Regions from separate parts of the Homo sapiens genome. Here region 2 is linked to region 1. The links are chromatin loops, found by intact Hi-C in ENCODE. Cell type or tissue: ascending aorta. All regions are shown on one strand. Each heading gives the region's core, and the rest is flanking DNA. Links, peaks and the distances in the headings are about the cores only.

Region 1 (5,375 bases), core at 292-5,291:
GATGATGAACAGGAAAAACAAACCCATACCATACCACATACCCAAATACCAGACATTCCTCACATGGTTTGCTGTGTAGGTGATTGGCCACAGACTTCTCTAGCTTCTCAGAGCGCAGGGATGGAGACTAGGGGTGGGGAGACCTGTGCCCCGACCGCTCATCCCAGAGTCTAGAAACAGGACTGGGATGGCTGCTGTCTGTAATAAGTCTGCTATCCTTTTCCATACCCATCAAGTAAGCCATATACTGGAATCCGGGTGTTACCAACATCACACTCTAGAGATGCATCAAAAAGTAAACATTTGTTGAAGACCTACTGTGAGTCTGGCACCACGTTAGGGGCACGAGTGCTCAGTTAACTCTTGAAAGTGGACGCAGTGGGGTTTTCATTGGTCACATTTTCAAGATTGCTTTCATGTAGGTGTGAAGGAAAACGGAACAAAATTTCGCTGCATGCCTAGTATGTGGTCAAATGCTTGTTGGCCTTTTCCCATGCGACTGCTACCTGGCATTAGTTAGGGCACCTTGGCTGCAAGCCCAACTCTGTCTGGCTTAAATGTGGCAGAAGTGTATCTGGTTAGTGATTGGGAAGCCTGGAAGAATTAGGTTAGACAAACCGATCGACACTGCCACCAAAGATACAGATTCTTCGATTGCCTTCATTCCACCATCCTTGCGGGAGGCTCCACGATGAGGCTGGTGCTGATTGTGGTCAGAAAGTGGCTTTTTCATTCACTACTGATAGGGAAGAGAGAGCCTGTTGGGGATATATGATAGACATTGTGCTTGACTTCCCAACATCGACTCCCCTCTGCCTTGTGGAGTGCAGCAATATTTTGGGGACTTGGCCTCAAGTCAAGGATAACACCGTTTTCATTGGTCACATTTTCAAGATTGCTTTCATGTAGCTATGAAAGAAAAGGGAATAATTTTTTTTTTTTTTTACTAAAAGAATAGATTTTTATTAAGCGCTGTAAGTTTCTAGCAGCATTAACAGAACAACAGGCCAATTTCCATCACAGAACAACTCCTGAGGCATTCTCATTCCTTTCTGAAACTCTTCCATGAACTCCTGCAGTTCCCCCAAAGAAGCATCCATGCAAACTTAGATGAATAAACTATGGAGCTTTTGTGGTGAGGTGGGCCAAAAAAGCAGGGAATTTGGAATCTGGGAGTAGGAAAGAGAAATACATATTATCCACTCAGTAAACTGTCAAGAATGTGTTTCCTCTTATCTCCAGCAGATATTTTCTCTTATCTCCTTGGCCAGAATCAGGTTATATGTCCATTCCAGAACCAGTCACTAGCAGGGGGAATGGTATTATCCTTGACTTGAGGCCAACTCCCCCCAAATATTGCTGGACTCCATAGGCAGAGGGGAGTAGATGCTGGGAAGTCAAGTACACTGTCTATCAACAGGCGTGAAAGCTAAGACTTGCTCAGAGCCATGTCTCTCTGACGTTCAAAGCCCTTGTAGGTTCTTTTCACTTCATTGTACTACATGAGGCAAGAAAAGGGAAGGAAGGATTAGGGAGTTGAATTTCAAGTGCCCTTTTGGAGCATGCAGCTGCAGGAGGAAACTCTGCTTCTTAAAGTACCCTTTCCCCTCTACCTTTCCCTTCTTTTTCAGATGGTCCTCACATCCCACTGGCATTCAGACCAGGGGCACCGTTGTGTAGGGATTGGCTCACACCGTCCAAGGTCCTCTCAATATTTCAGTAACAACTCCCTTTGGCGGGGCATGATGGCTCACACCTGTAATCCCAGCACTTTGGGAGGCTGAGGTGGGTGGATCGCTTGAGGTCAAGAGTTTGAGACCAGCCTGGGCAACATGACAACACCCCGTCTCTACTAAAATACAAAAATTAACTGGCTGTGGTGGCGGGTGCCTGTAATCCCAGCAACTCTGGAAGCTGAGGCAGGAGAATTGCTTGAACCTGGGAGGCAGAGGTTGCAGTGAGGCAGGATCGCGCCATTGCACTCCAGCCTGGGCAACAGAGCAAGACTCTGTCTCAACAAACAAACGACTCCTTTTGAGCTGGAGCCTGTCTTCTGGATTTTGCTGGACAATGGGGAGAGTTACCAGGAGGTGGCAGGATATTTAGGATCAAGTTGTGTTTCCTTGCAGCTGTTTCAGGAAGGAAACCCTAGGAAAGCGATTTTCAGAGAAACTATTTTAGTCTTAGGCAATAATGTTGCCCTGTGGCATGGCAAGGCCACGGGGAGGTGGGGAGGAGGAAGAAGACAGCTGTGGTGGGTGGTAGGTGTTTGGGAACAGGCTTTTTTAGTTTGTTCAAGCTCAAATCAGCCAGAGTTCAAAGCAGCTGACACCAAGCAGGTCATAAACACGAGTTACAAACTGCATGGTCTGAAGTTTTCTCCCAGGCAATCAATCTTTATTAAATATCTCACATGTCCAAGGCTTGGTTTTGGGTGCTAGGGAGGCTGCATGAGATCCCTGCCTCCGACCTAGATGAGGCTGCTGCACAGGCGAAATACTACCTAGTAACACTAGACGGGATATGTGACATGCTAAGAGGGGAGGAGAGACAGTAATTGCAATAGGATTTGGGAGCAGTGTTTCCCAAGGTGTGATCTTTGGAATATCTGTCCCTCAAAATATACTGAAATTAAAAACTGCTCCAAGGGCCTCCAAATTGGGGCAACCCCATATATTATAGGCTCCTTTTGGAGATATCCAGTGCATATGAGTATCTTAAAGGCTCCAAGAAGTCTCATAGAGACTTATTAAATTATTAACCTATTTACCTTTCATAGCCTGATTTCTGATACTTATTTACCCATGAAACACCTCCTTTTTCTCTCCAGGAAACAGGGCTACCCGATCTATCGGTGTCCTATGGAACCACACTGCCCCCTGTGGTCAGAACCACCTGGGATGCAGAACAGCAAGGACTGCAAACTTGGGTGCAGAGGGCTTTCCTCCACGCAACCCAGGAAGCTCCGTGATTGGCAAACTGCTCTGTCAGGATCCATCGAATCAGCAAACATAGGTGCCTCTAGGATGCAAACCAGGGAACAGGACTGTTATGTGGCTTGCTGGTAGCCAAGCAAAATGCCCCGATCCATCAGGTGAGCTGATGATGAGCTTGCAGACATTGGAGAATGTAGCACTGAGGCAGAGTGGCAGCCAGCCTGAAAGGTTTGTCATGTCTTCCCCTGCTTCCCTGGCCCCTTATTCCTTTGGAACGGAGCCCTGATTCCAAGGAGTGCAGGCCCTGCCAGACAGCCTTTGTCCCTACCTGTCCCTCCAGGTTTAGGCCTTGCATGGTCCTCTCCCCGTATCCCTCCTTCCTGCCTGCATGCCTAACACCCTAAATGTTCTCTCTGCTCTGTTCAGTAGCCCAGGCTACTTCCCATCCTTTGAGAATCTACTCCAGCCCACCTCCTCCTCAGTCCTACCCTCCCAAGGACCCGCCCTGAGGCTGGAGTCCTGCTGGCCTCCCACCACACTGGATAACTTGGCATTGCTCTCATTTCTCCTTGCAGGAGACGGGCTTCTCCAGGGTGGTCTGAGATCTCTGGAGGGAAGAACCGTGCCTTGCCTTCTCCTTCCATCTCCTCTCATGCCCATAGAGTCAGGGAGCTGAGAGGACACCAGCCCATCTCTGCCCCGGAGCCTCTAAGCACCTCTCCCTTCCTGCTTTTCCAAATGCCTCTGCAACACCAGGGTGCTGGGCGCATGGGACTGAGGGCCTCCCTCTGGGCCCCTTCTCACCCTGGGCTACCCCAAGTCTTGGACCCCATGTGGAACATGGTCAGCCTTCTGATGAGTCCAGAAAGCATTTCTCCAACATTTAGTTGTGAGCTTAAGGGAATTAAACTTCTCTTTCTGAAAATAAGCTGCAGATTATCCTGAGAGAGGCCCAAACAGGCAGGAGGCTCTGAATATGGCCGCAAGAGCTCAGGCTGTTACTGCCCCTCCTAGGTGCCAGCCCACACAGGCAGGGTTTTCCGCCCACCACCCCCAGGTCAGCCTGGCCATAGAGGGTCTGGGCTGGGGCTTCTCCCCTTGGGGAGTTCAGGCAGCAGAACTCCTGCAATTGTGCTCTGCTTGGGGTGGAAGGTGTTCAGATAAAAATGCCTGGTGGAGTATCTCGGAACCACAGAACTACCTGTGAACGCTGTGGTTTTAAACCCAGGATAGAGCTGTGGTCTGAAAACAGGGTTTTGGAGACACTCAGTGGGAATAAAGTAAAGCAAGGCTCTCTGTGACTGCATGATACAGAACAAGCTCGGTAGCACGGGCTCACTCAGTGGTCTCAGAATGTCTTCTTCTTCCCCTCACCAGACATGTGCAGACTTGGCCTCTCCTGCAGCCCCCACCAGCCCCTATGGTCTCTTTCCCTACTCGCCCAGGAGCCCCCAGCACATCCCAGGTTCTGCCATATGCACACAGTTCCGTCTGCCCCCAGCTCCCTCTCCCTGTGTCTGCCTGCTTAATATCTATCCCACTAGCCAGGTCTGACTGAGGTTCTCCCTATGCTCTTGATTTAAAAAAAAAAAAAAAGCTTTGGAAACAAATTGGAATTTCAATCCTTGCTTTGCCACTCACTAGCTGGGTGATCTTAACATAGTGGTTGGGAGATCCCCGTTCTGCTAGCTGTGTGGCCTTGGGCAAGTTACCTAACCTCTCTGTGCCTCAGCCTTGCTGGCTATAAAATGGAGATAAGAGCACCCATGCGTTGTACAGGGTATAGTTGTGAGGATTAAATAAAGGTGATAATGGTGCGTGTCTGGCACGTGGTAGGTGTAGGGTAGGTGTTAGCTAACTTAGAGATGGAACGCGGCTCCCCCATCCTACCTCTGGCAGCAGCCCCTCCCACTACAGCATCTCCCACTGGGCAGCTCTGTGGCCCAGCTCACCCTGCTTTGAATTTTTTTTACCTTGGAACCGAATTCATTCTCCAGTTGCTGACCTTTGTTAGTGCATCTCCTGTTTCCATCATGCATTTTCCCTGCACAGAATCTCTCTCCTGATCTCCTGCAGAGTGATTCATCTTATGACTGGACCTGAAGTGCCCTCCCTGACACAAGGCCCCTCACGGTGTGCTCCTGGCTGCCTCCTTGCCGGCCTCAGGGAATTGTTCACCTCCTTAAGCAACTGCCTCTTCAGAAACCCAGGCCTACCTAAGTGCGGTTCCTGCAGCCTGGAGTGCCACCCCCATCCCTTCTCTGCTGGGGAACTCCTATTTATTAGGAGTCGGGCCAAATGTCCTCCTCTTGGAAATCCTTCCCAGCTTCAGGGCTCTGCCCTTTACTCCCACACCCTTGGGTCAATGTTTGCCCTCCCTGGACTGTGACCTCCTCCAGGAATTAGGCTCGGGTCCCCAGAGTCCTACACACAGCAGGG
Region 2 (5,375 bases), core at 123-5,122, 49 kb before region 1:
TTTGTTAAGACCACAAAAGCAATAAAAATGCATCCTCCTTGGACATACTGGTGTTGAGAGAAGCCACAGCTGGTCTATTACAAGGTTTTCACTCTGGCGATCACATTTTATTGCACTGATGACATGCAGAATTCCTTAGCTGACAGGTGATGGGGACAAAGAGCAGACACCTCACTGGTACCTGGTGCCAGGCTGCCTGCTCCCTTTGCCCTTCCTCCCAGTCTTGGCTTCCAGCCCTTATTTTAGGTCATGCTTTTCCCATCTATGTCAATGCCCAGCACACGGTGTGCCCCATTAAAACTCTGAGAACAGAAGAGTTGGAGGTTAGAGACATTCATCTGGGTTAATCACAGAACTTTCCACCTCAAGATTGGGGTCCTTGACATCTGTCCCCTCCCTCTTCCAGGCCGGCCTCACCACCTCCTTCTCTCTGGTCCTGGCAACTCCTCCAGACTTTTGGCAACAACATAGATGTCACATTCTTGTTACTACGTAGGACTGAGTTCATCTTCTTTTTAGTGATCGGTCCTTCAGATGTTTGGGCTGGGTTTGTTGCTACCACCATTATTATTATGAATAATTATAGCTGCCGATTATTGAGGGGTTATTGGGTACCAAATGCCATACATCCATAGTCATGGTCTCATTTAATCCATACAACAGCCAATGAGGTAAGTGCTATTATTCCATTTCACAGACGAGGAAACTGAAGCTTGCAAAAGTTGAGTATTACAGCCACAGAGCTAATAAAAGAAAATTGTAATTCCAGGCTTGCTTATTCCAAAGCTCATGCTCTTCACATTATGCTTATTTGCGATTCTTTTTCCATCTGTGGAAAGAGGAGGAGGGTGTAAAAGAATGGCTTTCACTAGACCTACAGTTCTGTTGTGGTTTTGTATGTACATGGTAAATGGAGACTACCATGACGTGGACACCCTTGCTGTCTAGGCTCTAGTGTCTTATAAAAGGGCTCTAAGGTGTGTGTGTGTGTGTGTGTGTGTGTGTGTGTGTCGCGCACACACACACACTTCTAAATGTAAAGAGAGGGCCATCCAGAGGTAGAGGGCTGTCAGGTAAGAAAATGACTCCGGAATTCAGCACACCTGGGTTCTGCCTCAGCTCTGACACTCATCAGCTTGTTATCTTAAGCAACCCGCTTCCCCTCCCTGTACCTCAGTTTCCTTATTTGTAAAAGAGGAATAACAAAGCCTAGGTCACTGTTAAGTGCATTAAGTGAGATCAATGGAAAGCGTCCAGAGGAGTGCCCAACCAAAGTTGGCATTCGAAAGTAAGGGTGTCCCTGTCCCACATTCTCTGGTGCAGGAGGGTTTCCCAAAGCAGCGTTGGGAAGAGAGAGAAGTGTGAGCCTTTGCCTGGGTGCATGCTCAAAGATGCAGTTTTGGGGAGGAGGGTACTTTGCAAACCCCAGCAAGTTTTCCACTGGGAACTGCTGGATTGTATGTTGGGAGCTTTGGAGTGAGGTTTGGGCCTTACCCCCCCCTTGGCCTCCCCAGCTGTTCGGGAGGGTGCAGGTCTGCTCCCCACACACACCCTCCCTTCTGCTTTCTTCCCCATGCATCTCAACCTAACCAAAGTTCACGCCCAGCCCTCGCTTTCTTTCCTGACTGCCACTCAGACCACAGACACGCGGGGCAGGGGCCACACTGGGTGGGGCTGCAGGTGGTCTGCAGGTCTCAGAGGGGGGTCTGGACTGAAGAGTTAGCCCCCTCCTGCTGTGAACCTCCTATTCTTAGAAAACCAGGGACTCCAAAAGCACTCCTGACCCCGCTCCCAGCCACAGACAGACACAGCGACCCACACAGACTTAGAGACACACACGTAGGCACACAGACACATAGAGATACAGACCCCCACCCCAAAACATGTACAGATATGCAAAGATATGCAGAGACACAGCCACATAGAGACAGACACACACAGAAATATGAACAGATGTATACACACATAGACACAGACCCACGCACACAGAAACATGTACAGATATGCAAAGACATGCAGAGATGCACACACAGACACACAGAAATACCCAGACACATAGAGACACATACATAGACGCAGACACACACGGAGACACTATGACGTGAACAGTGTGTGCGCGCACACACAGGTTCCCTCCCACCCGGCAGGCGCTGCCCTCTGCCCCGCGGCCCCCACCCCTGCGGCTCTGCCTCTTTGGTCTAATAAGGGTAGGTGAGAAAGCATTGTGAGATTCCGGAGATATTTCCTGGCTCCCCGCATGCTCCTTCTGTGGCGCGTCCAGCTGAATGTTCAGCTCTGGGCAAGTGTCCAGGGCCCGGGGCCCCAAGGCTGAGTCATGTAGACAAAGATTCCGAGGCCCTGAGTAGCCTTTCTAGATCCCCGGCCTTTAAAAAAACACCGCAGGATGCCCTAGGAGGCAGCGAAGTTTCCCACAGAAACTCCACTTTGTGCAGATTTAATCACAGGGCATTTAAATAGCATCATCTGGAGGTAATTTGGAATTTAAATTACCAGGCTAGAGGAAATTTTTTCTACCAAAAGAAGGGCTTGGAATATTATATTGTGTTGGTTATCGATCAGCCATTTGCAAGGGATTACAAAAGTGGTAAGGCCTGTTTTATACAATATGTTAGAACAATTTACAGCAGGATTTGGTCATCACTAGTGTAACTGGTATTACTTGTTCCACAAAGCTTGGGGCAAGAAATGACACATTTCATGAATTTCTAAATCAAATCGTCCTTAGACCCCACACCTACTAGGACCTCAGAAAAATTCAATCCCAGCCTCTTTTCAAGGCCCCTCCTCTCCTCCTATGCAGAACTCTGAGGCCTCAGGATCCTTGAAACTTGGGGGAAGGGCATCAGGTCTGTGACGATCACTGCCCAGTGGCTCATTGTCCATGCCCAGGTAAACCAGTAAAAGGCTGCTGCTCACGGCATCCTCCAAATTCAAGGCCACAGTGCAAGTGTCCAGTCCCCAGAAGCACACTGCCCACCCAGCCACTCCCCAGAGGCCTTGGCACCTCAGGGTCCTGGGTAAGAGGCTGGGCACCCAAGGGTCCTGCCAGTCCTTGAATGACCTCTAGCCCTTGGCCCCCTCCCCAGCCCTCGCAATCTCTAACAGTAAGTGTTAGGTCTACAGACCCTTAGAAAATCAAAGAAAGGCCTTTAACTTTCCCCCAGAGCAAGAGAAGCCTAGCCTTCAAGACAGGAAGGCCTCTGGAGAAGAAGAAGAGGAAATCCCCCACATTCTTTTCCAGTGAGCTACATAAGAAAAACAGACATGGTTAATTTATCAATTGCAGTGGCCAGTCACTTCTTAGTCAATAATTACCTGATTTACTTAATAATCCTTACTCTTCAGGGAGTAGATAGAGCTGTGGTCCAAAAAAAAAATCCAAAAAATCAACAAACAAACCCCTTTCTTTGAATAAAGATGATGAAATCTCTTGACTTCTGTAATATTCAGAGTCCCTCTGGATCACTTCCGTTTGGACAGGAATGGGTTCAGTCCTAAACAGCTTGGTGTCTAGTAGCTCAGTCTCTTTGTTCCCTTTCATGGAACAGTTGCACCCCTATTTGAGGACTGACAAGGGTGCGATGAGGGGTGACCCTGCAACTCAGGTAAACCCAGGCTAGCTCCGACTCACACCCAGCACCACACAGGCGGTAGAGCTTAAGGTTGGAAGGAATGGCTGTGGAATCAGATAAAACAGAGTTTGAGTTCTGGCTCTGTCACTTTTTATCTGTGTGACTTCAGGCAATTTACTTTACCTCTCTGAGCCTCAATTTCTTCCTTTCTAAAATAGGGATGATAAAGTGCCTCATAGGATGATGGAGAAGTTAAATGGCAGCCATGCAGACATGCCAGGATAGTGGTGTAAATTCATGCTGCAATGTACGCCCTCTGCTCCAAATACTCTCTGCTCTATATGTGATAGAGAAATGTAAGGTAAAATGACACAGCCACATTTGAAAAGCAATATTAGTGTCTCTGAAGACAAGACCAAGATGCATCCATGTCCCTCCTCTAGGGTCCCTAATAGGATTGACCCTATTTGCCTATGGTGATGATCAGCTTTGTCTTCATCCCTTTTTCATTCTTCCCAGCCCCCGCCCCACTCCTATTCGTTGAATCATTTCCTAAAATAAACAAGCTGCAGACAAGCCATTATTTCAGAGTCTGCTTTGTGTGTGTGTGTGTGTGTGTGTGTGTGTTGGGGGGACTAAGACAGCTGGAAAGGAGAAAAACCAAAGCAAAACAAAAGGGTGGGAAATAGAAAACAAAATATGGCAGGAATCAGTTAAACTATACGTCATTATAATAAATGTAAACAGATTACCTCTCAAATGAAACATTCTCAGATTAGATAAAACAAATGAACAAAGTTTATAAGAGATACACCTAAAGCAAAACCATAACAATTGGAAATAAAAAGTTAGAAAAAGATATACCAGTTCAATGCTAACCAAAACATGAAATATATATTGTTATGGGTGAAACTGCATGCTCCAAAAGATACGTTGAAGTCTCAACCCTCAGTATCTCACAATGTGACCTTATTTGAAAAGAGTCATTGCAGATGTAATAAAATTAAGATGAGGTCATATTGGAATAGGGTGGGCCCTTAAGCCAATATGACTGGTGTCCTTTTTTTTTTTTTGAGATGTAATCTTACCCTGTCACCCAGGCTGGAGTGCAATGGCGCCATCTCAGCTCACTGCAACCTCCGCCTCCCGGGTTCAAGCGATTCTCCTACCTCAGCCTCCTGAGTAGCTGGGATTACAGGCATACTCCACCACGCCCAGCTGATTTTTTGTATCTTTAGTAGAGACGGCATTTCACCATGTTGGCCCGGCTGGTCTCGAATTCCTGACCTCATGATCCACCTGCCTTGGGATCCCAAAGTGCTGGGTTTACAGGCATGAGCCACATGCCCAGCTGGTGTCCTTATAAGGAGATGAGAGACACAGATGCACAGAAGCCAGCCATGTGATGGGGGAGGCAGACACTGGTGTTATGCTGCCACAAACGGAGGACTGCCTAGGGCTACTAAGAGCTAGAAGAGACAAGAAAGGCTCCTCTCCTAGAATATTTGGAGGGAGCATGGTCCTGCCAATTTCAGGCTTTGATTCCACTTTGATTTCAGACTTCCAGCATCTGGAACTGTGAGGAAATAAATTTCTATGGGTTTAAGCCACCCAGTTTATGGTAATTTGTTATGGCGGCCCTATGTAATTAATATACATAACTAACAATATTTATATCAGACCACATAAAATTTAAGGCCTGATATGGTTTGTCCCCATCCAAATCTCATGTTGAATTGTAATTCCCAATTCTGGGGGAAGGCCCTGGTGGGAGGTGATTGG

What was found. Hi-C counts contacts between places; a loop is a spot of excess contacts. Peaks named below come from ENCODE experiments on the same cell type or tissue, not always from the same donor. Only the 100,000 strongest peaks of a DNase experiment are listed, where the experiment ranks them.
Region 2: a loop joins it to region 1, with 1.9 times the contacts of the local background. A loop is called at or near these places in 20 of 110 quality-filtered maps.

The regions. Positions count from the first base shown.
Region 1 is chr15:62,845,594-62,850,968 of GRCh38, reverse strand. It overlaps LOC105370854 (a long non-coding RNA gene), which reads left to right. Exons shown (of 7, transcript XR_007064671.1): 2 at 2,831-3,094. Among named protein-coding and RNA genes, the nearest start is that of MIR190A, 24 kb to the right of the region's middle. RefSeq lists enhancers at 3,400-3,899, 3,900-4,401, 5,083-5,375. In ascending aorta, for the core only: CTCF peaks have their summits at 2,103 (motif pointing right) and 2,861; a DNase peak (open chromatin) is centred at 2,908.
Region 2 is chr15:62,894,105-62,899,479 of GRCh38, reverse strand. No RefSeq gene overlaps it. Among named protein-coding and RNA genes, the nearest start is that of MIR190A, 73 kb to the right of the region's middle. RefSeq lists an enhancer at 1,120-1,885. In ascending aorta, for the core only: no CTCF peak of the experiment used is centred there; DNase peaks (open chromatin) are centred at 1,780, 2,299 and 2,963; H3K4me3 peaks cover 426 bases; H3K27ac peaks cover 3,896 bases.